Regions from separate parts of the Mus musculus genome. Here all the other regions are linked to region 1. The links are chromatin loops, found by intact Hi-C in ENCODE. Cell type or tissue: left cerebral cortex. All regions are shown on one strand.

Region 1 (5,000 bases):
CAGAAGGACAGGAAGGAGCAGCGTCAGGGGTGAAGAGAGGACGAAGAGAACACAGTCTTCTCAGAGAGATGGAGAGAGGGCATGGAGTGAGTTCTGGATCCTGGGTCTTCAGTAGCTCCCTCTGAAGAACTCTGAAGAGGTGGGTATTAAACTGCTCCTACTCCACAGCAAGAAGGGAGTTTCCCATAGCACTGAAGAGAGCTAATTCCATAGAATGGTAAGGAGTCAGTTTTCAGAAGGTTCAGACCTGGGATAGAGGATTGAGTGTATCAGGAGATAGGGTATTTCAGGGGGAAAAAAAAGATATTGGCTGTGAGGGACAGCACCTGAGCCTCCATTCACCATCCACCAAACGCTTGCTTTGTGCTATGCACTAAGGGATGGAGGGTTTTGTGAATATTTCTAGTGATCTATATCTATCTGTATCACTATCTATCTATCCATCTATCTGTTCATTATAACATTAATAAAATGTTGTTATAGATCTGTGGGTAAGAGGCTTCAGAAGGGCACTGAGAAGCAGCTAACTGCATGCATAAGTGTGCTCAGATTTGCAGGAGACCTGGGAAATAGAGACAGAACAATACTCAGAGGAAATGACCTTTGAGCTGAGCAGAAAGGGTGATTAAGAGGCAGGGGGTGAGGCTGGAGTGATGTCTTAGTGATTAAGAGCACCTGGCTGCTCTTCTAGAGGATCCAGGTTCAATGGTTTACAACAATTTGTAACTCTAGTCCCTGGAGATCTGACAGCATTTTCTGGTTGTCTTGGGCACCATATGTATATGGCACACAGACATACACATCAACTAAAACAGTAAATAAACAAAATTTCCAAAAATAGAATAAACCAAGAGGCTGGTGGATAGCTCCACCGAGGAAGGGCTTTGCATAAGAGTACAGGGCACGGGCAGAGGTTTGGGGGCATGAAAGAGTATGACCTATGCCTCAGCAAGGTAGTGTGCCTAGGATAGTATGCATTCCCTTGACCTTCTAATTCACCATGTCCTTTAATCTGGAGAGATCTGAGGTTTTAAATAGGTACCCTGGTGGCAGAGCCGAGGAGGGTTTAGAGTGAGGCCCAGGAGCAGGGGTGGGAGGAGCATCTGGGTGTGCCTGCAGCAGGGCCAGATGAATTGGAAGAGGCCTAAAGCAGCATGGACAGGGTCCAGACCTGTTTAGAGACAATAAGCAGACTGACCAGACATCTGGTTAGCGGGCAGGAAGCAGGAGACTGGGCAGAAGCCAAGTGTCTGGTTTGGACCATTGGGTGGATGGTAGTGTTCTTTGTGGCACAGGGGAAGCCTGGTTCATCCATCTTCAGTCTCCATCATGGCCCTCTGGGGACTTTGCTCAGTTCCTTTTCTGGGTCCCAGTGGCGAGCTGTTTCCTGTGTTCACTCCTCAGGGGTTTGAAGGCTCTGTTTTCCAAGCCTGTCCTCCAAGCTCTCATTGTTACTCCTGGGGCTCAGAAGAGAAGTTATTATTTGCTAGTGTAACCAGTGATGTGCTTTCAGGCATAGAGATAAGAGAGGGATCCCTGACCCTCTGGCTCCTACCCCCAGTGACTCGTGCTGTCACTCAGCAGCCATGAGCACACTGGTAGGCACCTGGCGTGGGTGAGATCCTGTGCTCATGAAGAAGTGAATAAGACCTTTTTTACTGAAAGGTGGGAGTGTGTGTGTGTGGGAGCTGACAAAGGCTTCTTTTGAGTTTATTTCAAGTCCAGGCCACAGTACATTTGTAGGCCACAGGAGAAGGTGCCAGAAGCAGCAATGCTGAGAAGACAGGCTTCTGGACCCCAGTGTGGCTGAGACCTGAGGCTAATTTGCTGGGCAGGTGGAGGTTGGTCTCAGCAGTAACTACCCTTGAGGACTCCTGGGGTCACTGGCGGTTGGAGCGCACAGGAGATCAACGCCACTAAATAGGTCATCTTTAAATCTTCTCCCCTCTCTTATTCGTTGGGTGGGAACATTTCCGTGAGCCCTAACTTTCTTTTCTATCAAGTAGGGTGAGTTTTTCCACCTTCCGGGGGTTGTCTTCTGAGCTAGGTGGGATAACCTATGGAAAGCACTTGGCACACAGTAGTCCCCAGCTACAGGAATACTCACACCTCTTGGGAATAGCAATCAAGAATGCAAGGCATGGGTTCCCTTACGCTGACCATGCTACCATCCGAAGAGTCATGGGTAGGATCATGAATGGCTTAATGCAACTTGATAAGAAAAAGAACTTCATGGGGCTGGAGAGATGGCTCAGCGGTTAAGAGCACCGACTGCTCTCCCAGAGGTCCTGAGTTCAATTCCCAGCAACCACATGGTGGCTCACAACCATCTGTAATGGGTATCTGATGCCGTCTTCTGCTGTGTCTGAAGACAGTGACAGTGTACTCATATATATGAAATAAATATGGCTGGAGTGAGCGAGGCTGGAAAAATATATACAAAAAAGAAAAAGAAGAAAAAGAACTTTAAAACTTATTTTAGGGTACAGGGGATACTAAAAATGATCCTTGTGGCAAAAAGGTGTAGGCTCCGAGGTGTGGTGCTATTTACTCGACATTGCAAGGTGAGTCAGCGACAGCACACGGACTTACACTTGGGGTGCTGATAGTGAGACCATTCCTCTTTTCTCTGTCCTACCCCTGAAAAGGGGCCAGTGAGCCGATCTGGGCAGTCATCGGGCTCTCATTTCTGACACTCACCTCCTATTTCCCCTATCCTAGACTAGGCGTTGAAACAGGTTCCCAGTATCTGGCTTCCCGTTCAGTTCACCTAGGCTTCTCAGCAGGGACTGTCCAGGAAACCCCTTTTGTGTGAAGCAGGTGTGGGTGTGGGAAGGCTCTTTGGAGATGAATCACCACTGCCTCCTCCTTGGTGAATCATGGCTGGGGCTTGGGAACAGCTAGCTGGTGGACAGGAGGGAGAGCGAAGAACTAAATTGCAATGATACATCTCAACCACCAGGGGGCAGAAGCCGGATAGGCAAAACCGAGCCAACCACTGCAGTAAAACTTGTGGCATTCAGAGTTTGGGAGTGGGTGGATGGAATGTGAGGCTGAATCTCTTTGTCAGCCTCTAATCTCCATCCTTGCCCTCTGGGAACTTTGCTCCTTTTCTGGGTCCCTGTGGCAGGAAGTTTCCTGTAGTCACTCCTCAGGGGTTTGTAGTTCTCCAAGGCTCTGTTTTCCAAGCCCTTCTCATTGCCACTCCTGGGACTCAGAAGAGAAGTTATTATTTACTTATTTATTAGTGGTGTGCTCTCAGGCAGCGAGAAAAGGGACCCCCTGGCTCCTACCTACCCACTAGCCCCAGTGACCCCTGCTGCCAGTCAGCAGTCATAGACGCTGGTAGGCACCTGGCGTGGGTGAGGTCTTGTGCTCATGCAGAAATGAACAAGACTCAGTATTCATCGGTGAGCTCACCGTGAGGCAGTGAGGGCAAGAGAAAGCAAGTAGGCAGCGAATCTGCCTAAATAGGAAGACGTTAAGACAGAAGGGAGGGCACGAGGAGTGCTTCGTATGTGCCAGGGCAGGTAGAAACTGACTCTAGCTGGGTTAGAGAAGGCCTTTTATGTGGCCTTCAAAGCATAGATGGGATCTCAGCAGAAGGAGACGCCATGTGGGGGTGTGGGCACGTTCTCACCAGGATGATCAGTGAAGCCAAGGGCCTTGGTTGCACCGCGTGCTTGTACCCGTGTTCAGACGGTGGGAGATGGGAGGGAGGTTGGAAATCAGTGGGTATTAGAGTATGGAGTATTTTACTGTGCACCTTATGGAAGAGACACACGTAGTTTCTGAGAGGAACCTGGCTGATGCTGGTTCAGCTGGTGGAGGTAGTCACTGTGAGCACCAGAGAGTTTCTGTTGAGTTCTACCTAAAGTAGGTTGGTGAGGAGCTCCCAGGCCCCGGGGAGGAGAGGTACACTGAGTGGCTTTGCAAAGGTTTAGAAGAGGACACTGGAGGACCCAAGACCTACTTTAACTGTGCTGTGCAGGCTGGTTGCCATGTGAGCCCTAGGCAAAGGCCTGGGAGTCTGACTCTGCTACCTTTCAGATTTCAGCAGCGTCAACACCAGCGTCTCCCTAGGTGCTGCCAGGTGAGGGGCTGCACTCTGGTGCTTGTGGGTTGGGGTTTCCGGCTGCTGCTCTGGCCCCGGGGAGCAGGGTGTGCCGCTGACTCACCACCTGGGTATCTGGGCTTGGAACCACGGGTGAGTCACCCTGCCCTGGGGGAGCTGAGAGAAGCTGCTTGGTGTCTGGAGGGGGAAGAGAGCTGGGTCCACAGGAAGGGCGGTGCCCAACTGGGGATGGGGTAAGGAGCGGAAGGGGGCAGTACGGAGTCCGAAGTCTTAAAGTCAGCTCCTCCTTGAAGACCCCTCCCTTGGGCCCAGCTAAAGGACACAGTGTTTGTTTTTCTCCATGGAGAAGACACTCTGGGGACCGGTGAGGGCCTGAGGGAGGGCATGGCTGGGTCCAGGCCCCTGTTTTCAACTCTGGGCAGGGCAGTCTTTCCTAGCCACTCACTTCTATGGAAAACGAAGAAGAGGAAGCTCATGTCTCCCTTTCCTCCTCTTTGGTGCTCTCTTGCATTCTGCACAGACTCTTGCTCACTGCAGCTGTGTCTGATGCAGAGCAACCTCCATTGCTCCTTTTGAAGCAGTTTTAACCAGATCCAGTCACCTCAATACCTCTTTAAGAGGTGTTCTGGTGCCAGGCATTTACAGCAAAACAAAACAATAAGAAAAGATTTCTTTGACTTCCTGGCATCCTCTTCTGGATGCCCCAGCTGTATTTTTGGACGCCAGTTTTCTAAGGGTGGTCAGGACTGTTTTTCTCTCTTTCCACATGCACGCGCGCGCGCGCGCGCGCGCACACACACACACACACACACACACACACACACACACACACACACGAGTGAGCACAGGCTGTGAAGTTCCCACCCACTCTGTGTCACTGCATTCTCTGACACTGGAAGGAACTGTGACTCACAGGCATAACATG
Region 2 (5,000 bases), 64 kb after region 1:
GTTTACCTCCCACGCTCCAATGTTCTGCTATTCCTCTCTGTCTCCCTTCTTTGCCCACTTGTCTTTAGCCCGTGAAATTGCTCTATTCATGTTTAGAACTCAGTAGAAAATAGAGAGTACGAGAGGAGAGAAGATGGAGAAAAATATGAAGATTGTAAACAAATCAGCCCTTAGTTAAATTGCTGAACATCTACCTTAAAAATAACTGAGGATGATCTTACCCCCAGTCTCTGGGAGGCAACCAGGAACAATGGCAATAGCCTCCATTGCTCTGGAAGCCTCTAAGACTCTCTGACCAACAATTTAAAAGGTCTCCCATGTCTGATACTGGCTTTTTTGTTTTTGTTTTTTGCTAGACAGTCTATGCCTCTTGAGGGGCATTATCACCCCTCAAGTGACATAACTTCACTTAAACTATATACATATGTATACACACACATATGCAGAGCATTATATGTAGTTTCTAGTCAACATGAAATAATAGGCTTCTCTATGGCTGTTCCAAACATCATTAGTATTATTTGTCCCTCCCCCACTTCCCTCTTCCATTGCCACCCCTCTTCTTATCCCAAACCCTGTACTTGGGCTTTACCCTTGAGTCCAGCCCACCACCCCACACTGAGAGTTCTGTGGCCTAGAAGGACACCCTCCATCTTTGACCTTTTCAGCATAGGGTTAAACTAGACGCCTCTGAGTTTCACAGCAGAGCCCAACAAATACTGAAAAGTTATACTTCTATTCACACAGACTTTGAGGAAGTTGTGGAAATTCTCCTTCAATATCTTCTTCCCATCTGGCTTCTTGATCATGTTGTCATTATCCCTGGATTCATGAAACAAGTTGATTCCGCCCACCATGGACTTTTCAGCTTTGGTGCTGTCATGTTTGTTTTCACAAGTCTGTAGGGAGCAAAGATAATGATCCTGTTTCCCTCCTCCTCACATGTGGCTAAGTGTCACCTGAGGGAAGGAAGACTAAGGCAGGGCAGAAAGGGCTTATTGCTTTCAATGTGATGTAATAATTATTGTTCAAAAAGAGGAAGGCAGGAACATGCTTGGGACATTTGTTTATCTACTCAGGAACCAAGATGAAAATATAGGTGAACCAAAGTCTAGCAGTGGGGACCATGAACAGGATGCAGAAGCAGGAAGAACTGGGGGTTATGATATAGACAATGATTGAGCTCTAAGATAGTGCACCCAGCCGCACCCAGTATTTGGTAGACCCCTCTTTAGGAAGCATCAAAACCTTCTCTTCCAGCTTGAAAGTCAAGGTTAGAGTGATGGAAGCAGGATAGGGTCCTTGGTCATCTGCTCACTGCCCGTTCTCTACCACGGACAAGGCACCCGGGGGCCTCATCGTTACCCTTTGTAAGATCTTCATGAAATATTGTGTAGGCTCCAAGTGTGAGCACATGAGTTAGACTGTGAACAGATATTAAAGCCCAGTTATGGACTAGTTAGAGTAATTCCTGGGAATGAGGAAACAAAGATGGACGACTACAGTAAGTACCTGCTGAACAGAAACAACTGTTTTGTTTCTTACACTCTTGGGTCAGATTGTTCATGGTGGTTATAAGTATCGTGTTTCTCTCTTCTTTCTGGCCTGTTGATGACAGGGCTGTGGCTAGCCTCAGGCCTCACAATGCTCTCTAACCTTCAGGTAGCAGGATGGGCTAAGAGAAGGGTAAAACAGTCCCAGGATACAAGAGTCATTTGCTGACTTACCTGAGCTGAGGAAGGTCCTAACAAGAGGACATGTGGATGTGTGCCCTGAACATAGAGCAGTCCCTTTATACCACTCAATCTCGTCATGGGACTGGAAACCATAAGGCCATGGTCAGCTTCCTTCAGCATTGCCCTACTTCGAGTGGGTAAGACACATCATGCTGTGCTCAGCCTTTCCAATGACTAGGTTCTGTATCTCCCAAGAGATCTTATTTGGAGTAGAAGGCTCTTGTCATAACTCAATTTAGCACTTGGGTGGCCAGTGGATGGGCAAATGAGTTGCTAGAATTTTTGAGCCTGGGAGGAGATATGGTTTTATTTGATTATTCATCTGACTTACAGATTTCTAAATATTTGTCCTGACAGCTAGTCATAACAGCTGCACAATTAGTGTTTAATGAACCAGACATCAAGAGCCCTGCCATACCTTCATTCCTCCCTAATTCTCATAATCCAAACAGTTAGGCTTTATTTTCATGTTAGGTAAAGAGAAGTTGACATGTACAGAGTTCAGCAAACTTAACAAGATCATGCAGCAAACAAATGGCAGAAAACCCCACTTCAAACCCATACTCCTGTTCCCTAAGCTAAAGGCCCTGGGTCTCATCAGTAACTGCCCTTTGGGGAACTAACAGTCCAGGGAAAGAGGCAGAATCACTTCAGTGCAATGGATAGTCAAATGCTCACAGGGTTCTGATGAAGAGGGGAAGAGAATGCTGGTGAGCATGAAGAGAGTGCTCCTTCTGTTCTTTATTGCCTGGATTCAGTGATGGAAGGATCACTAAAAGACTAAGTGTAGAGCAGGAGATTAAATAGTTTAAATATACTCAAAGCAGCCTGTGTAGGAGTTGGTTGTCATGGTACTAAACCTGATGTGCCCCCACTGTGTTACAGAAAAGGCTGGTGCAAGTGGGGGAAGAAGAAATAGGTTGTCAGTGGAGTTGGAAAGTCAGTGGAAGGAAAGTAGGGGACTGAAAATGGACCTTTTTCTGTTATTCTGCATCTGAATTTCCCCATGTGGTACAAGAGAGTTCAGGGCCCATTGGTGTCCAGCCCTTTGGGCATTTTAGGCCTCCATTGAGCGAGGTAGTGCCTGCTGTCTTAAGTCACTTTATTTCTCCAACTTCCTCCCCAAGGGATCCCCCATTGTAACCAATGCCTCAGTTTCTTTTTCCCCACTTCTCCACATGATGTAAATACTACTTTGTGTCAATGGGCTATAAATAACTTGAATAAAAATTAAAATAGAAATAATTGAATGTTATTGTATCTATACTACAGACACTATGAAGTTGTTTTTCTTGGGGGCCATAGAGGAGTTTCTTTTTTACTTAATTTTAAAATGAGTATACACGCTAATGAATTTCACGATGACATTTTTGTGCAGGTATGTCATTATAATTTCCCAACACTCAGTGTCTTCTCTTTCCTGATCACTTCTACCATCATTTGTTTCTCCTCCCCATTCAGTTCTCTTTACACTTGCTTGTTGTCCAGATGAGAGGACACCTGCAACATTGTCTGTGTCTAGATTATGTTACTTAGCACAATGATCTTCACAGCTATTTATTTTCCTGTGAATGACATATTTTCCTTCTTCCTTATATCTGTCTGTTTATCCTTCTCTAGCCACTGATGGGTGTCCAGGCTGATTCTATGTATGGTGGCTATTGTGAATAGTGCGTTAGGACACATGGTTGTGTGGGTATTTCTGGGGTATACTAATTTAGATCCCTTCAGGTCTATTCCCAGAAGTAGGAGAGCTGGATCATATGGTAGTTCTAGGAGCCTCCATGAATAATGAATACTGTAATTTACATTTCCACCAACAGTATATCAGGATTCCTTTTCTCAGCATCATATTCAGCATGTACTGCTGCTTGTATATTTGACAATAGCCATTCCGATTGAGGTGAGATGCAATATCAATTTAGTTCTGATTGATTTTCTATCATGACTAAAAATGTAAAACATGTTTTCTTTTTCTGCCCCCTTCTGCACCCCCAAGACAGGGTTTCTGAGTGTAGCCTTGGCTGTCTGGAATTCACTAGGTAGACTAGGCTGGCCCGGAATCTCACAGAGATTCATCTTCCTTTGGCCTCTGGAGTGCTGAGATTACAGGCATGTACCACCCCTCCACAATATGTTTTCATATTATTCTGAGTCATTTATCATTCCTATGAGAACCACCTGTTTGGTAGATTTTATTGATGAGATGATTTAGGTTCTTAATATTTAATTTTGGGTTCTTAATTATCTTAGATATAATCTCAATGTCTCTTCACTATTTGGTTATTCCTTTGCTAGGCAGAGGCCTCTAGATTCCAGACGATCTCATTTCTGACTTCTTGCTGTTATTTTCTGAGCTATGAGAGTCCCTTTGAGAATGTTCTTGCCTAGTGTTTCTTCCATGTGTTCCTCCTGCAGCTTCAAGGTTTCAAGTTTTACATTAATGTCTTTGGCTCATTTTATAACTGACTGTTAGAAAAGATAAGAGATAGGGACCTATCTGAATATATAAATTGCTTTTGGTAGGATGGCCATTTTCACAATCATCCTACTATAAATCCATGAGGGTGAGAGGTCTTTCCATCCCCTGATATCTTTTTCAAATTTTCTTTGGTGTTTTAAACTTTTCATTGTACAGGTCTTTCATTTTCCTGGCTAATTTTTCTTCAAGATATTTTTGAGGCCATTAGTATTTAGAATTATTATAGAAATGTGTGAGCCAGGCATGGTGGTGCACGCCTTTAATCCCAGCACTCAAAAGGCAGAGGCAGGCGTATTTCTGAGTTCCAGGCCAGCCTGGTCTACAGAGTGAGTTCCAGGACAGCCAGGGCTATACAGAGAAACCCTATCTTGAAAAACAAACAAACAAACAAACAAACAAATGTGTGTATTAATTTCTGTCGTTTTGTTAATTTTATGGTCTTTTCTATCCTAGCATTGTTTATTTGTGTTTATTCTTCTCTCCATACTGAAGTATTCCTTCTGGAAGCCTCTGTAGAACTGGTTTAGGAGTCATAGGTTCCTTTAATTTGTTTTTATCGTGAATTATTTTTACTTTTCTTCAATTTTAAGATATTAGACTTTTTATATTGCAGCTCCAATACCCTCTCTCATTCTGTGTTTCTAATGTTTAAAATATAATACAGCATGAAAATTTTATTTTTTTGGTCTTATCTATTTGGTGTTCTATAGACTTCTCCTGAATAGACAGCTCTCACTCCAGGTTTGGGAACTTTTATGATTTTTTTTTTCATTTTGAAAGGG
Region 3 (5,000 bases), 130 kb after region 1:
TTCTTGTCCCTGGCTACAGTTCTCCAGTCCTTCCACCTCCCCTGGATGTTGCTGAATAAACTGTTGCCTTCATTTCACTTCCCACTGAAACTCCAGACCTTATCCCAAGACTTGGAGGTGTTATATCTCAGGAGCTTCCTGTTGCCTGGCTCCACCTCAGGCATCTCCTTGAAGTCTACAACCCTTTGTAGAAAATAACAGGCTTTTCCAATCAGCACACTGTGGACATTATAATTATTGGCTTTTTCGGTCTGTCTCCCTTACTGCATTATTAACCTGCTAACTCATCACTAGATAAGTTTTGCCTGCAGGAGACAGATAAACATTGGCTAAACACAACGAAGACTGTGTTGGTTTTGATAGAATGTATTTTAGAAGGTTATTTTCTACAATTAAGAAGTTGTGCAACACAGGACACATCAGGGAAGACGAGGGATTAGACTGTGAGGGAGATTCCTGTTGGGTAGAAGGTGACATCAGGATTATCAGAATGCATATGCTGCCACCTTATGGCCTGTCTATGTCATGACAGCTTCGGCAGTCTTTTGGACTCTAATTTTAAAAATTTTACATTTAATTTTTTTAGCCTTAATTAATTTACTTTATTTTTGTTGTATATGCTCCTGTATGTGGTAGCCACAGTTGGAGACTGGGTTCTTTTAAGGGAGTCTCTGTGGTGGATTTTCACAAGATGGTCAATGAATTCCCGATAAGGAGACTTGGTGAACACAGCCTCTGTGCAGAGGTTGGGGGTGGGGGTAGGGTTAAGTTGCTGTAGGTCTTGGAAGATGGCACTGAAGATGGCTTTGGCAAAGTTGCCTAGGGTGGTAGTGAAGCCCCTGGATGATGTGGAACAGTCATCAATACTGGTGTTCAGCAGCAACTTCTTGGGCACAGGAGTAGAGATGATGCCAGTGCCTCTTAGGGAAAGGATGAGATGTGCCATCACAAGCCACAGCTACCGGTCACCTCGAATGGAACAGTGTAGTGTTCGTCAACCCTATTCCCTCAGTAACTTCTCTGCCCTGGGATGATGGCCAAGATGATGGTCCCTCTGATGGCAATGGCTACTTCTTTGGAGGATTTAGCACCAAGACCAAAGTGACCATTGTAGTCTCCAGTTGCAGTCAGAGCCTTGAATCTGGTTGATTGGTCAGCCTGAGTCTGCTCCCACACCAACACGATCTTTAGAACTTCAGCCTTTAGGGATGTGCCCAGGAAAAAGTCAATAATCTCAGATTCCCTGATGGTCAGGAAGAACAGGTGGATCACCTCCCAGGGTCTTGATCTTCATGTCCTTAACCAGGCAGCTCAGTTGGTGATGGAAATCCATTCCTTGCCTTTGGCTTTACCTCCATGAGCCCTGTGTTCTCAAGCATGAACGTGGGTCTCAAGTCTGCTGCTAAATCTGCGGAAGCTGCATAGCCTCCTATTGGCCATTTGGTGTTTTCCCAAAGAAGTGACCACTACAGGCTCTGCACTGCGTCTGGGCAGCATAATAGAGCTGGCTATGGAGGTAGGAATCTGGGTGAGCTAGTCCTGAGGGTGTGACAGGGGAGAGCTGGCCCCTGCCAGTCACCTGCAGTGAGGTGGTGTGGGCATGGGGGTGCTACTCTTCCCCACTCACCCTTTGCCACCTGCGGTAGTTTGGCACCAGGGTCATAAGAGCAGGAGAGCTGGTCCTGCCCCTTACTAGCTACAATGCTTGAGAGCTTCAATTCTCTTGGGCAGCACAGTGCAGGATACGTGGCCCTGCTTCTCATCTGTTGTGAGGTTGTGTGGGTGCGGGGAAGATGCCCTCCTTCTCCCTTACCACCTGAGGCAGTTGGGTAAGCCAGCCCGGAGGATGTGAGAACTGGAGAGCTAGCCCAGCCTCTCAACGGCTGAAACGCTTGGAGAATGAGCCCTGCACCTCGACCAGCAGCACAGTAGAGCTGATTCTGGTGGCTCTCAAGAGCATGAGAGAAAGAGAGCTCACACTGCCCCCTGCTGGCTGCAACATTGGGTGAGTTAGCTGGAGCAGTGCTGAAGAGCTCGCCCTGGTGGTGCAAGTGTGGAAGAGCAGGCAGGCTAACCAACTCAGCTAACAAGCAGGTCCAGATCCAGGGCTTTGAGTTGGCCCACCCCAACATCTACCTCATTTATGAACTGCTGGAGCACGTGAAGGGGCCAGTCCTGCAGAATAAAAGCTGCAGGATCTCCTGACACAGGGAAAATACAGGATATCTGAAAGGAGTCCTTGTGAGGATTCAGTTTTGATAGTGTAGCAAAAGCGAGAGGCGTTGCAATGACATTGCAATGCACATTTGCAAGGAAAGATGTGTGGACAAAGGGAATACCATATGGCATACTACAGCTTCTACCATGAGATGTATTCTATGTTTTGTTTTGTTTATTTTTTAAAATGTTTGTTTTTTATTTTCTCTTCAGGGGGAAGTTGCGAGTGCAGAGGGTGTATACAAAGGAAGAGGGAGATGAGTGGGATTGGGGCGCATGATTTGAAACTCAAGAAATATCAGTAAAAAGTTAAAAAAGGAAGTGAGTCCTTTTTAAAAATTCAAGGTAGGAGAAGTTTGAGGATAATTCTTTTTACAACTTAATATTTTATTTAGTATTCAAGTGTGCACAGGTGTTTCCATCAAATGCGCCCCTTATTCCTTCCCTTCCAGTTACTCCCCTGTCCAGTCCCTGAGTTTTTTTCTCCAAATTTCATTTCTTTTAGTTTTCCTTTTTTTTAAATTAAAATTTATTTTTTATTCGTTATTTTATTTATTTACATTTCAAACGTTATCCCCCTTCCCGGTTTCCCCTCTGCAAACTCCTATCCCCCTCCCCTCCCTCCTGCGCCTATGAGGGAGCTCCCCTCTCCCAACCACTCCCACCTCAGCTCACTGGCATTCCCCTACGCAGGGGCATTGAGCTCCACAGGACCAAGGGCCTCCCCTCCCATTGATGCCAGATAAGTCAATCCTGTTACACACGCAGCTGGAGCCATGGGTCCCTCCATGTGTACTCTTTAGTTGTGGTTTAGTCCCTGGGAGCGCTGGGGGATATAGTTGATTGATATTGTTGTTCTTCCTATGGGGTTGCAAACCCCTTCAACTCCTTCAGTCCTTCCCCTAATTCCTCCATTGGGGTCCTTGTGCTCAGTCCGATGGTTGGCTGCAAGCATCTGCATCTATATTGGTCAGGCTCTGGCAGAGCCTCTCAGGGGACAGATATACCAAGCTCCTGTCAGCAAGCATTTCTTAGTATCAGCAATAGTGTTTGGGTTTGGTGTCTGCAGATGGGATGGATACCTAGGTGGGGCAGTCTCTGCTCCACTCTTTGTCCCTGCATTTCCTTCAGACCGGAGCAATTCTGGGTTAAAATTTTTGAAATGGGTGGATGACCCCATCCTTCAATGAGGGCCATGCCTAACCACTGGATATGGTCTCTACAGGTTCTACCTCCCCTTTGTTGGGTATTTTAGCTAATGTCATCCACTTTGGGTCCTGGGAATGTCTTGCTTCCTTGGAATCTGGGGCTTTCTCATGGCTAACCCCAGTTCCCCATCCCCCATTGCTACATACCTCCATTCAATTTCCTGACCTTCTGTACCTCTCCCCTCTCCCCCATGCCCAGGAGTGGTATAGCTGGGTCCTCAGGTAGTACTATGTCCAATTTTTTGAGTAACCACCAGACTGATTTCCAGAGTGGTTGTACCAGCTTGAAATCCTACCAGCAATGGAGGAGTGTTCCTCTTTCTCCACATCCTCACCAGCATGTGCTGTCACCTGAGATTTTGATCTTAGCCATTCTGATTGGTGTGAGGTGGAATCTTAGGGTTGTTTTGATTTGCATTTCCCTGTGACTAAGGATGTTGAACATTTCTTTAGGTGCTTCTCAGCCATGTGAGATTCCTCAATTGAGAATATTTTTGTTTAGCTCTGTACCCCAATTTTAATAGGGTTATTTGATTCTTCAGAATCTAACTTCTTGAGTTCTTCTATATATTGGATGTTAGCCCTCTATTAGATGTAGGGTCGGTAAACATCTTTTCCCAATCTGTAGGTTGCCATTTTGTCCTGTTGACAGTGTTCTTTGCCTTACAGAAGCTTTTCACTTTTATGAGATCTCATTTGTCAATAGTTGATCTTAGATCCTGAGCCATTGGTATTGTTTAGGAAAATTTCCCCTGTGCCAAGGTGTTCGAAGCTCTTCCCTACTTTCTCTTCTGCTAGATTCAATGTATCTGGTTTTATAAGGAGGTCTTTCATCCTCTTGGACTTGACCTTTGTCTCTTATCTTTGGAGACAATAATGGATCAATTTGCATTCTTCTACATGCCGACTGACACTTGAACCAGCACCAGTTGTTGAAAATGCTGTCTTTTTTTCCCCACTGGATAGTTTTGCCTTCTTTGCCAAAGATCAGGTGTGTGGGTTTAATCCTGGGTCTTCAATTATATTTTCTGTACCAATACCCCCCCCCCCCTTTTTTTTTTTTTTTTAAAATCACTACTGCTCTGTAGTACAGCTTGAGGCCAGGGATAGTGATTCTCCCAAACATTCTCTTATTGTTGAGAATAGTTTATGCTATTCTGAGTTTTTTGTTATTCAAGATGAATTTGAGAATTGCTCTTTCTATCTCTAAGTTGGAATTTTGGGGATTGCATTGAATCTGTAGAATGCTTTTGGTAAGATGGCCATTTTTACTATGTTAATCCTGCTGATCTATGAACATGAGAGATCTTTCCATCTTCTGAGGTCTTCTTTGATTTCTTTCTTCAGTGACTTGAAGTTCTTATTGTACAGATCTTTCACTTGCTTGGTTAGAGTCACACTTAGATATTTTATATTGTTTGTGACTGTTGTGAGGGTGCCATTTCCCTAATTTCTTTCTCAGCTCATTTATCCTTTGAATATAGGAAGGCTATTGATTTGTTTGAGTTAATTTTATATCCAGCCACGTTGCTGAAGTCTTTATCAGTTGTAGGAGTTCTCTGATGGATTTTTTTT
Region 4 (5,000 bases), 70 kb before region 1:
TGGCTGACTCAAGGCTGGGGAGCGGGAGGGGAGACATGGGTGGACACAGGACCAGGCAGGCTTCGAGCTCTAGTTTTACCTTCCAGGCCTGTCACAGTTAAGCTTTGTTGTTGCTACTAAGTGGGCTACGATCTCCTCTGCCTACCCCAGGAAGAAGTCTGATACCTTTGGTGAGCTGATGGGGGGTCAGTGAGGAAGAGGTGTCTTACTGTTCCCAAGCTTCCTGTCAGCAAGCATGGCTCTTCCTCTTAAGATACCGAGGATTCAGCCCAGGTCCCTTTGGCTACATCTCCATCTTTTTGTGCTTGGGATTTATTTATTTATAGCAGGGTCACACTCTGTAGCCTGTGCTGTCCTGGAATTAGCTCAAGCAGATCCTTAGCTTCTGGGCAGTCGTGTCTCTGTGTGCTGAGATTACTGGTCTGAGTTCCCCCTCTCTCTTCAGCATGCCATTTTGGCTTCTTTGGGGGACGGGGGTGGGGGGGGCGGTATGGCGGTATTCTTAACATGACTGCCTGTTCTAGTCCTTTTCTCTGCAAAATCATCCCTTTCCATCAGGTAGGTAGAAGGAAGGGAGAAGAGATGTCTGAGGCTTTTCCTTGGAGACGAGCTTTGTAGGTGTTCTTCCTGATGCTGTCCATTGCTGCCACGGGCCAGCGTTGGTTCGGTAGCTCCAGTGGGAGCAGGCTAGGGCTGGTTTGTGTTTGATAAAGGGCTGAATGTATGAGGTCATTTGAGCTCAAGGGCTGGGCGAGAGTGGGAGAATGGAGAAGTCTATTGAGAAGAGACTACTAAACTGGGGTGGGGTGGGGGGCTCGATCTTTCGGCCCTGGGAGGGTCATGCCTTCCACAGCCTCAGGGGTTGCTCATGTGTCTCAGCTCAGGTGTCCTCATCCTTCTTCACCACTGAGTATTCTGGACAATGGGTCCTGATTAGATGACATGCCAGCTCTTCAGTGGAGCCCTTGTGACTGTCACCTGAACTCCAGTCACAAGAAGCAGTTGTTACAGAGACAGTGGGAGAGAGAATTCAAGCCAGGCTGATCAAAGGGATAAGAGGGTGCTCAAGGGAGGAATTTGGGCGGCTCGGTTACCATTCTCATCTATGAGGGGCATCTGGAGGTTGCCTGGAACCCTCTAGCAGCTTGGAATTTTATGTAGGGGAGGATCTGGGCTTGGAGCAGTGGGAAACAAAGAGGGAAAAATTAGGGGAGAGAGGAGAGGGGGTCAAGGCTGAGAAAGAAGGGCTAGAGAGGAGGTCTGTGAGGCAGAGATGGGACAGTGCACACCGCCACAGACCCCCTTCTTTAAGAAAGATACCACATGACGTAAGCTCCACTGCTAGGAGCCTTCCCTGGCTCTTGAGAAGGCAGAGAGTGAGGGTGGAGAAGGGGCAGGGACAGCTTTTCTTATTCTTACCCTGAAGGAGCAGGGCTGTATCTCCTCCCTGCCCACACCTAGAGACTGGCGTCCCTGGCAGGAGACACAGGATTCTGTGTAGGAAGACCTGGTAGCCTGGAAGCTGGGTGGCGCCCTCATTCACCACACGCTCCCAGCTCTCTGACCTTCACTCACCTCCTCTCACTACTTTCCAAACTTCATCATCCCTAGTTCCCGAACTGCTCTTTCCCTTGACCGACTCCTCCCGGACACCACAGTATCCTTTTCCAGGGCTCTTGGGGTCCTTCTGAAGTTCCCTTTCTTCCAGGCTGGCTAAGCCAGAGAGACCTATCCTAAGCAGGGTAGGATACTCACGGTTGGCCTCGGCCTGACGTCGGAACAGATTCTCGACAGAAGGGCACGCTGCAAATGTGGCCACTGGACCGGTGTGAGGAGACCTGTCTTTTAGTCGTCTTTCCCTACCGACCTCCTCCCCAACGGCTCCACCCCTTCACAAACGACACCCAAAGGGCTAAGGGCCAGGAGTGGACAGAGGCGCCCTCTGTCTCCCAGGAGGGAAGGGGCTGTCCTGTGTTTCTTTCCGTTCTTGCTTGCACCACCTCCCTGAGCCTAGCGGGAAGTAGGTGGAAGGGAAGGAGGTCGAGGGAAGGGTGCTATGGTGCTGGGTGCTGCGGTGCGGGCTGAGCAGGGAAAGGGAAGGATTCTGCCCAGGAGTGCTTAGCCTGTGCGCCTCCGACAGGGGCTTCTGTCTCGGAACTCAGTGAAGAATTTCAATAGGAGTTCCACTATGGGACCCTTAGTCTGGGGCTCTCCGAGTGCCTTTGGATCTCTTTGCCTTCTCAGAAGGGGATTTTTCAGTGCTGAATCCCCCAAGTATATTTTGTTTGCTTTTCTTTTTAATCTTTTTCAAGCAGCAGTAGCAGTCCCTCTAACACAGACTCCCAAGTAGCCCTCATAATTGGGAGGGATGAGACCCTGTGGTCCTTCCTGATCAGGCTGTGTCCCAGTCGCGTGGCGCTGTGTTGGGATGGCTAGTGACAGCAGGGGCGGTCCCCTCAGCGGAGGCGGAAACTTGACACTTCAGACTTGGGAGTGGCTCTCGCCTTGCCTGGTGCTTATAAACTTCAGCCTCAGGGCTCCAGATCGGTTAGCTGCATCCCACCTTCTTTCCCGGTGAGTTACTTTTCCTGACTGCAGAGAACCTGGAGACCTTCCTTTCTTTATCAGCTCCCGGGTCCCTCCTTCCAAGCGGGTTCAGGCAGAGATTCAGGAAGTGACTTTAGGAGAGCAGGCAACGGTCCCCGGAGGAGTATGTGGGTGGGTGGACAGACAGAAATGAGGGGACGAGTGGGCATGTTTCTTCCCTTCCTGGACCCCCGAAGGCCCTGGTGTCCAGGCCAAACACTTTGTGGGTTGTGGATGTGAGGAGTTTGAAGAGTCCCTTTCTAGATCTTGTCAGTCATGGACAGTAGCAGGGAAGGTCGGTGGGTTCTTGTGCTGAGCAGACTCTGACCTCCATAGCCAGAGGTAGGGAGGGTATGGGGCAGAGAAGATGGATCTGGCCCAATTGAGCCAGCCCTGACCTCAATTGGGCCTTTGCCAGCTCTAGGCTTCTCTACTAGGAGCCTTAGCCAGGATGTGGGGAGGGTGGAGACTCCAGTCTCAATACAAATCAACATTGGAGACAAACAACCTCCTGACCTTCAGGCAGGGAGTGACAGAGAGAAAGGACCATTAGAACAGAGCCCCTACATGGGATGTTAGCACATTCAGAGGACTCCAAAGGAAGACTGTCACAGATAGAGTGGTTGTCCCATGGAAGGATCACTACAGAGCCATCCCTAAGACAGACACTCCAAAAGGGCACTCAGATAGAGATGATTTCTGATGCGAACCTCAACTGCAATACTGTTGGAACAGACAGTATTGTCATTACCCTTCCAGGCAGCCACTTCACCCATTCTTGGATCCTTGATTCCCCTGGTCTGTTTCTTTCCTGTCAGGTCAATCTGTGTGGACATCAGCTCCTGCTTTGGTATACTGATGGCAGCAGAGACTCTGACTGAACTGGAGGCGGCCATTGAGACTGTGGTCTCTACTTTCTTCACCTTTGCAGGGCGGGAAGGACGCAAAGGCAGCCTGAACATCAATGAATTTAAGGAACTGGCCACTCAGCAACTGCCTCATTTGCTCAAGGTTGGTAGAGGGCTCTAGGTCTGGGCTCTAGGTCTAAGATTTTCTATGCACGCCAGGTGATGACACTGAACAGGTAATGTGACAGAAAACAGTGTGAGTGACTGCATGTTTAGGTGGTTCTGTGAGGTAGGTGCCTCAGGTAGGTGGTGTGTGTGTGTGTGTGTGTGTGTGTGTGTGTGTATGAGCAAACATTCTGTGTTGTTGCAGTTGGGAACAGGCTGTTGTTGGGCTCTGTGCTTCTGTTGAACAATGCTGTTAAGTCCTGCCTATGTCTCTCTGGTCTCATTTTCTCAACATAAAACTGGACCCAGACTTGAATTCTCGAAGATTTACAGACAGTAAAAACTGAAAGGAGGCTTAACAAAAATAAAACTATAAGCCAGGCATGGTGGTGCATGTCGTACGCCTGTGATCCCAGCACTCAGGAAGTTGAGGCAGAAGGATCAGGTTTTGAAGCCAGGTTAGGGAGACTCTTTCTCAACAAACAATACATAAAGGTATAGTGAGCTATACTTTTGGTATACTCAGGCCTGTAAGGAACACCTATGACTACTTTCTACTCCCTGTGGTATCCCCTTAGTAAGGGAATCATTCCACAGATATGTGTGTGGAGGGGTTTAACTTACTGACTCTAAGTTTACATCCTATTCTAGTCTGCTAGCAGTTTATTTTACATCCTTTATGAAAATTCACAGGCATGTAAGAGTGTATGAATGTGTCTGGGCATGGTGGCATACACTTTTAGTTCTAGCCCCTGGGAGGCACAGGCAGGCAGATCTGAATTTGAGGCCTTCCTGGTATATAAAGCAAGTTCCAGGACAGCCAGGACTGTATGGAGAAACCTTGTCTTAAAAAACAACAACAAAAACGTATGTGATTATGAACTTTTTTGAGACAGTCTCATGTAGCTAAGGGTAGCCTCGAACTCCTGGTTCTCCTTCCTGCCTCTACTTCAGAAGTGCTGAGATTACAAGTTTGTAGTCCCAGTCCCAACATGAATATGGATTATCTTTTAAAAATAGTATAGTAAAAAGATGTTTTTAGATTTATTTATTTATTTTATGTACATGAGTACACTGTAACTGTCTTCAGACACACCAGAAGAGGGCATCAGATCCCATTACAGATGATGGTGATGTGGTTGCTGGGTATTGAACTCAAGACTTCTAGAAGAGCAGTCAGGGCCATCTTTCCAGCTTGGATTAGCTTTTTTTTTCCTTCCCATTTTCATGTGTATGGATGTGTATGGGTGTTTTGCTCAGATGTATGACTGTGGGCATTGTGCTCATGGAAAGCAGAAGAGGGTATCAGGTCTGGAACTGGAGGGCATCAGGGACATCATCTGGGACTGGGGTTGTTGTGACATGGTTGTGAACTGCCATGTGTGTGCTGGGATTGAAACC
Region 5 (5,000 bases), 77 kb before region 1:
TTCTCCATCTGCTGGGCCAGTCTTCTGTTTCTGGCACTGGCTAGCTGCTGCTGCTGCTGCATCGAAGCCCGAATATTCACTGGCATCGGCTGTTTGTTCTTCAGCATATTAGTAAAGCTTCAAGGTCGAACAAAACGGGTGTTTAAATAAAGCTTTATTATAAAACACTTATTGGCATTCTCATGGCTTGCTAGACCAGGAGCTCCAGATCCCACGAACTTTAAAGTGGCACATTTGGATCAAGGCTGATGTGGGTTAAAGACTCCTCTGTTTCCACAAACTTGCAAGAACCAGAAACTCAGAAATGCAGCCAAGGGCAGCACAATTAGAAGCGATAACAAGGGCTCAGGTAACAGCTCTTAAGAGAAGTGGAAAGCATGAAATACACGCAGTAAGCAAATATGATGACAAGAAACAGAGATGCAGTTACAAAGACAAACAGAAATGCCGACACTTTTGGAGAGTGAAAGTTCATTCAAAGGACAAACAGGAGGAAGGATCAGAGCACCTTCAAAGTCCACTGAAATAACAGACTCATGAGTTATGGGAGTTTATTACATTCTAACATGTTACTTAGTAACACATGAATACAGGAAATTAATGTATCACATCTTAAAAGATGAACAGAGAAGCACATGTGCTTCTGAAGCAAACACAGGCACTAAATTAAATGCCTTGGGAGTTCTAGCAACAACATAATAAAATGGTGAAAGACACCAAATAAATGAAATTCTCAGAAACAAAAACTGCCTTTAAATACAAATAACCACTCTTTCTGACTCAGGACTTCTGAGAAAGTTAAATTAGTTAAGTCGCTTAAGAGCCTAAGAGGACATTATTCTATCATTCCTGTTATGATTAAGTTTAATAGAAGTAAACACACAGCTGATGAAAGATTTCAAAACAAAACAAACTAAAAAGCAGAATGGGAAGAAAGTGAAATGGAGCAAAGCAAGTGCCTCTTACAAGGCCCAAGAATGCCATTCAGGGGCCTTTGGACATAGTCTCGGCTTGCTACCTGCCTCTTACAGGCCAGACACAACACTGCTGGCCTCGGACTAGGCAGCAAGCCTCTTGCAGCCAGGATATACCATACCATCATGCTGCACCACCCCTGTATCAATGTTAGGAAAAAAAATTGAAGGGAGGGTGTGAGGAGTCTTTTAAAAAATATATCCCACCAGGTAAATATTTCAGATAGCTTAATATAAAAATCTACTGATAAGGGGTTTTGAAACAACTGCCCAATTTGTTTTGTACCACATTAGATGCAATTAAGAACAGAGGTCTGTAGCCTTCTGTCATTTAGCTTACAACTGGCTTTTTTTGTATTGGACCCCAGGGTCAATTTAAGTAATGTTTTCTTAGGAAGGAGCTGAAGTTGCTGTTGGCTGCCTCACCGCTCATTTAGAGACATCTTGGTGGTGCTTTTTAGCACAACTTTCGGCGCTGACTGTGCAGCCATCTTCAAATCCCGAGAATCTACAAAGGACAATATGCATGAGTCAATCAAAATAATGAAGCTTGCATTTTCACAAGAAGCAAGGCATAAATCTGTTAAAGGCCTATATTTTTAACTCTGAAGATGGTATCATGAGATCTTAAGTTTGCCAGGTGGTGGTGGTGGTGCACTTTTAGTCACAGCATTCCTGAAGCAGAGGTAGGTGGCTCCCTTTGAGTTCGAGGCTAGCCAGGTCTACATAGCAAGTTCCAGGACAGCCACGGCTACCTAAGAGAAACCCTGTGAGGTGGGGGCTTACGTCCATACAATAGTTATAAAAATTTCAAAGCTCCAGGATGGAGAACATCTGCCAAAGTCTCCAAAATAGCAGAATGAGATGTAGCCAAAGCCTAGGAGTTTGGCTTTCAATAGTTCTTCTCAGCCTGGACTGTATGTGACTTAGCTGAGGAATGTTTGAAAAAAAAAAAAAAAAGAAAAAGTCCCTCCCAAACTAAACTAAATTCTTGATGCCTGGATCCAGACCAATTAAAGTACAATCTGGCCATGAGGATGGGGTACAGCAACTGGGATTGGGGGTGCTACCCAGGTACATCTTACATGTCTATAGAAAGTTGAGGGTCATGGATCTAGAGAAATGGAGGAGCTGGGAATATAGCTCCTCAGTAGAGTGCTTGTTTAGCACTGATGAAGCCCTGGGAAGTTCAATTCCCAGCAGCAACAGGGGAGTGGTGTAACAGTCTGAGGCTGTAACGGGTTACATTGTCACACTGTGAGGACCGGACTCTCATACACCCAAAATAAAAAGAAAAGCCTAGTTTCAAAATCGATTCTCAACTCCAAATGCAGGTGGAGCTCTAGTTAGACATGGCAGGGGAAAGACAGAAGAGGTTTTCTAAATGGGTATTCAATCTGAGAGCTCTGTTAAGAGCACACCACAATATTTTAACTGTAGTGGCATATACTGGGGAGGGGCTGAGGCAAGGGGGTCACAAGCTCAAGGCGAGCCCGGGTGATTTGACAGACCCTGTTTCAAACTAAGATTATTATTATTTTTAAAGCTGGAGATGTTAACTCGGGGCGCTAGTTTAGCCAAAGTACGATTTTGGGTTCAACTTCGGTGCCGCAAAAAAAAAAAAAAAAAAAAAAAAAAGAATCAAAATCGAACACCCAGAGCCGCCGCTAATTCCTGTACTCCTCATTTGACCTCCACCTCGAAGCCTCTCAGGACTCCAACTTTGATCAGGCGACTATTTCCGTGGTTATCCCCATCAAACGCTATTCTGGGGCGAGGCTTTGGCTCCGATGGAGGACGCTTATCTAGGTAAGCAAGACACTGGATTTGAGGCCAAACCACTACGACCAGCACCACCAGCACCAGCACCTGCACCAGACACGCCAACCACAAGCAGCACCCGCACGGCTAGCGGCCCAGCTCGCTGGCCGCGGTTCCGGCTTAGCCTCCGCCTCCCGGCTCCGCCCCCTCCCCGGCCTCTGCGCACCTCAGCCCGGTCCACACCTGCCACCCACGCCACCGGGCCCCGGACCCCGCGCCCCTCCACCTCTGCCCTCTCCACAGAAACTCACCGAAGGAGATGGACGCCAGCGCTCCTCCCGGGGTTGCCACCACGGCTGCGGCGGGCGGCCCGGAGGCCGGCCTAACCTGAGCTGACGGCGGGCCGCTCGGGTTAACTAGCTGGGCGGTTGGCTTAGATGCTTAAACGGTAGGATGTGAGGCTTCCTCGTTGTGGGTTGAGTATCTAGCTGACCGATCCTCCCGCTCGTCAAGCCTGCCCTTTCCTGCCTTTCGTCTGGGCCCCCAGAGCCGGCGCCGCCAACTCCCGCTTGGTGTCCAAAACAAAATGGCCGCCGGGCCCACCAGTGCAGCGTGACCGGCTAAAATGGCGCCGACGGGCTTGCGTCAGTGCGCGCGCAACTAGGGGCGTGGCAACATGGTCCTTTGGCCTAGCGCAAGAATCGCAGCGAATCCCCACTGACTTTGGCAAAGATCCCTTAAGTTACGTGTAGTGCTCCGCCTTCGGGGGCGTGGCCAGTGGCCGTAATCGCTAAGTACCTCTAGACTACCTTCTGGACAAGTTTATGCCCCACTTTGGTGGGATTTTTGGCTTGCAAATAGCAGCTTAGATTGGCAACAGTGTTTGTATCCTTTTATTTCCCATTCCCAAGCTAAAGACAACTGTAAAAAGTCTTTATTAGGACCTTGAGACCTGGCTAATTTGCTCAGGCCCTCAAACCTATTTGTAGAGTTTCTGTTTCTTTTTGAGGCAGGCTTCCTTTGTGTAGACCAGACTGGCTTCGAACTCACAAAGATCCACCTCCTGACCCCCCCTAACCCCGCCCCTCCCAGTACTGGGATTTAAGACCCACACTGGACTCATCTACATCCTTTTATAGGGACTGCCTCTAGAAGATGTGGCTAGTTTTAGGGTGGGTCTTTTTACCTCAAGTAATCCAATAAAGCAAATCTGTATCCCCACTTATGTATCCCTAGTTCTTACATAATGTCTAGCAATGATGAGGCATCAATAAACACTGAATGAAGCTTGGGAAAAAGTTCTTCTAGTAGTTTTTTGGTTTTGTTTTCTGGTTTTGTTTTTTTGTTGTTGTTTTTTTTTTTTTTTTTTTTTCCGAGACAGGGTTTCTCTGTGTAGCCTTGGATGTCCTGGAACTCACTCTGTTGACCAGGCTGGCCTTGAACTCAGAAATCTGCCTGCCTCTGCCTCCCGAGTGCTGGGATTAAAGGCGTGTGTCACCACTGCCTCTGGTAGTTTTTTTGAGACAGAGTCTCTATAATGTAGTTCTGGCTGTTCTAGAATTCTCTATACAGACCAGGCTGGGCTTGGACTCACAGAGATCCTCCTGCCTTTTACGTCCCAGGTGCTGAGCTGGTGTTAACTATGGTACGTGCCACCATTTCTAGCTTTCTTCAGATTTTTTAAAAAAGATTTATTTATTTATTATATGTAAGTACACTGTAGATGTCTTCAGACACACTAGAAGAGGGCACCAGATCTCGTTACGGATGGTTGTGAGCCACCATGTGGTTGCTGGGATTTGAACTCCGGACCTTTGGAAGAGCAGTCAGGTACTCTTACCCACTCAGCCATCTCACCAGCCCCACATTTTTTGATGGCTTGTTTATTTCTGTTTCTGGCTATGTAGTATGGGCTGGCTTGGAACTCAAAATCTTCCTGCCTCATCCTTCAAGTCCTGGTATTACCAATTACTCATACAAATCCTTGAGAAGCCAATGACACTTGGATTCCAGCTAAAATTTTCGGACCCCTACATTTCTGGGTTTTGAGTGTTCCTTAAATAAGGAACTAATGTAAACTTGACAAGATAAGGTGTTGGGAGTGAGCACCCCTTACTTCACACATAGCCATGCCCAGAGGGTACAGACATTGATAGCTGGTGAGAGAGAAGGCTTTATTAAAACAAGTGGCAGATCTGGACTGCCACTCTTGTGCCCTTGGTGCACGTCGAGACTGGGCAAGGATGGGGACATAGGGAGGTACAG

Evidence for each region. Peaks named below come from ENCODE experiments on the same cell type or tissue, not always from the same donor. Only the 100,000 strongest peaks of a DNase experiment are listed, where the experiment ranks them.
Region 2: a loop joins it to region 1, with 7 times the contacts of the local background. A loop is called at or near these places in 15 of 42 quality-filtered maps.
Region 3: it touches region 1 in a loop (2.5-fold over the local background); 5 of 42 quality-filtered maps call a loop at or near these places.
Region 4: it touches region 1 in a loop (2.1-fold over the local background); 17 of 42 quality-filtered maps call a loop at or near these places.
Region 5: a loop joins it to region 1, with 3 times the contacts of the local background. A loop is called at or near these places in 7 of 42 quality-filtered maps.

The regions. Positions count from the first base shown.
Region 1 is chr3:90,582,888-90,587,887 of GRCm38, forward strand. It overlaps a transcript of S100a3 not described here. Among named protein-coding and RNA genes, the nearest start is that of S100a2, 4.9 kb to the right of the region's middle. In left cerebral cortex, CTCF peaks have their summits at 1,036 and 2,963 (motif pointing right); DNase peaks (open chromatin) are centred at 1,231, 1,665, 2,897, 3,573 and 1 more place; H3K27ac peaks cover 1,961 bases.
Region 2 is chr3:90,646,599-90,651,598 of GRCm38, forward strand. No RefSeq gene overlaps it. Among named protein-coding and RNA genes, the nearest start is that of S100a7a, 5.2 kb to the right of the region's middle. In left cerebral cortex, no CTCF peak of the experiment used is centred here; DNase peaks (open chromatin) are centred at 8, 894, 2,589 and 3,433; H3K27ac peaks cover 2,391 bases.
Region 3 is chr3:90,708,253-90,713,252 of GRCm38, forward strand. No RefSeq gene overlaps it. Among named protein-coding and RNA genes, the nearest start is that of S100a9, 15 kb to the left of the region's middle. In left cerebral cortex, CTCF peaks have their summits at 533 (motif pointing left) and 2,022 (motif pointing left); DNase peaks (open chromatin) are centred at 528 and 2,002.
Region 4 is chr3:90,512,446-90,517,445 of GRCm38, forward strand. It overlaps S100a1 (S100 calcium binding protein A1), which reads right to left and starts at 1,885. Exons shown (of 3, transcript NM_011309.3): 1 at 1,756-1,885. It overlaps S100a13 (S100 calcium binding protein A13), which reads left to right and starts at 1,990. Exons shown (of 4, transcript NM_009113.5): 1 at 1,990-2,020; 2 at 2,313-2,574; 3 at 3,405-3,597. The coding sequence starts at 3,445. In left cerebral cortex, CTCF peaks have their summits at 1,997 and 4,680 (motif pointing right); DNase peaks (open chromatin) are centred at 11, 1,466, 1,944 and 2,476; H3K4me3 peaks cover 2,347 bases; H3K27ac peaks cover 2,427 bases.
Region 5 is chr3:90,506,145-90,511,144 of GRCm38, forward strand. Chtop (chromatin target of PRMT1) reads right to left here and starts at 3,354. Exons shown (of 6, transcript NM_001293776.1): 1 at 3,047-3,354; 2 at 1,401-1,482; 3 at 1-117. The coding sequence starts at 1,465. S100a1 (S100 calcium binding protein A1) reads right to left here. Exons shown (of 3, transcript NM_011309.3): 3 at 4,890-5,000. In left cerebral cortex, a CTCF peak has its summit at 2,285; DNase peaks (open chromatin) are centred at 1,669, 2,368, 2,919 and 3,398; H3K4me3 peaks cover 2,170 bases; H3K27ac peaks cover 1,269 bases.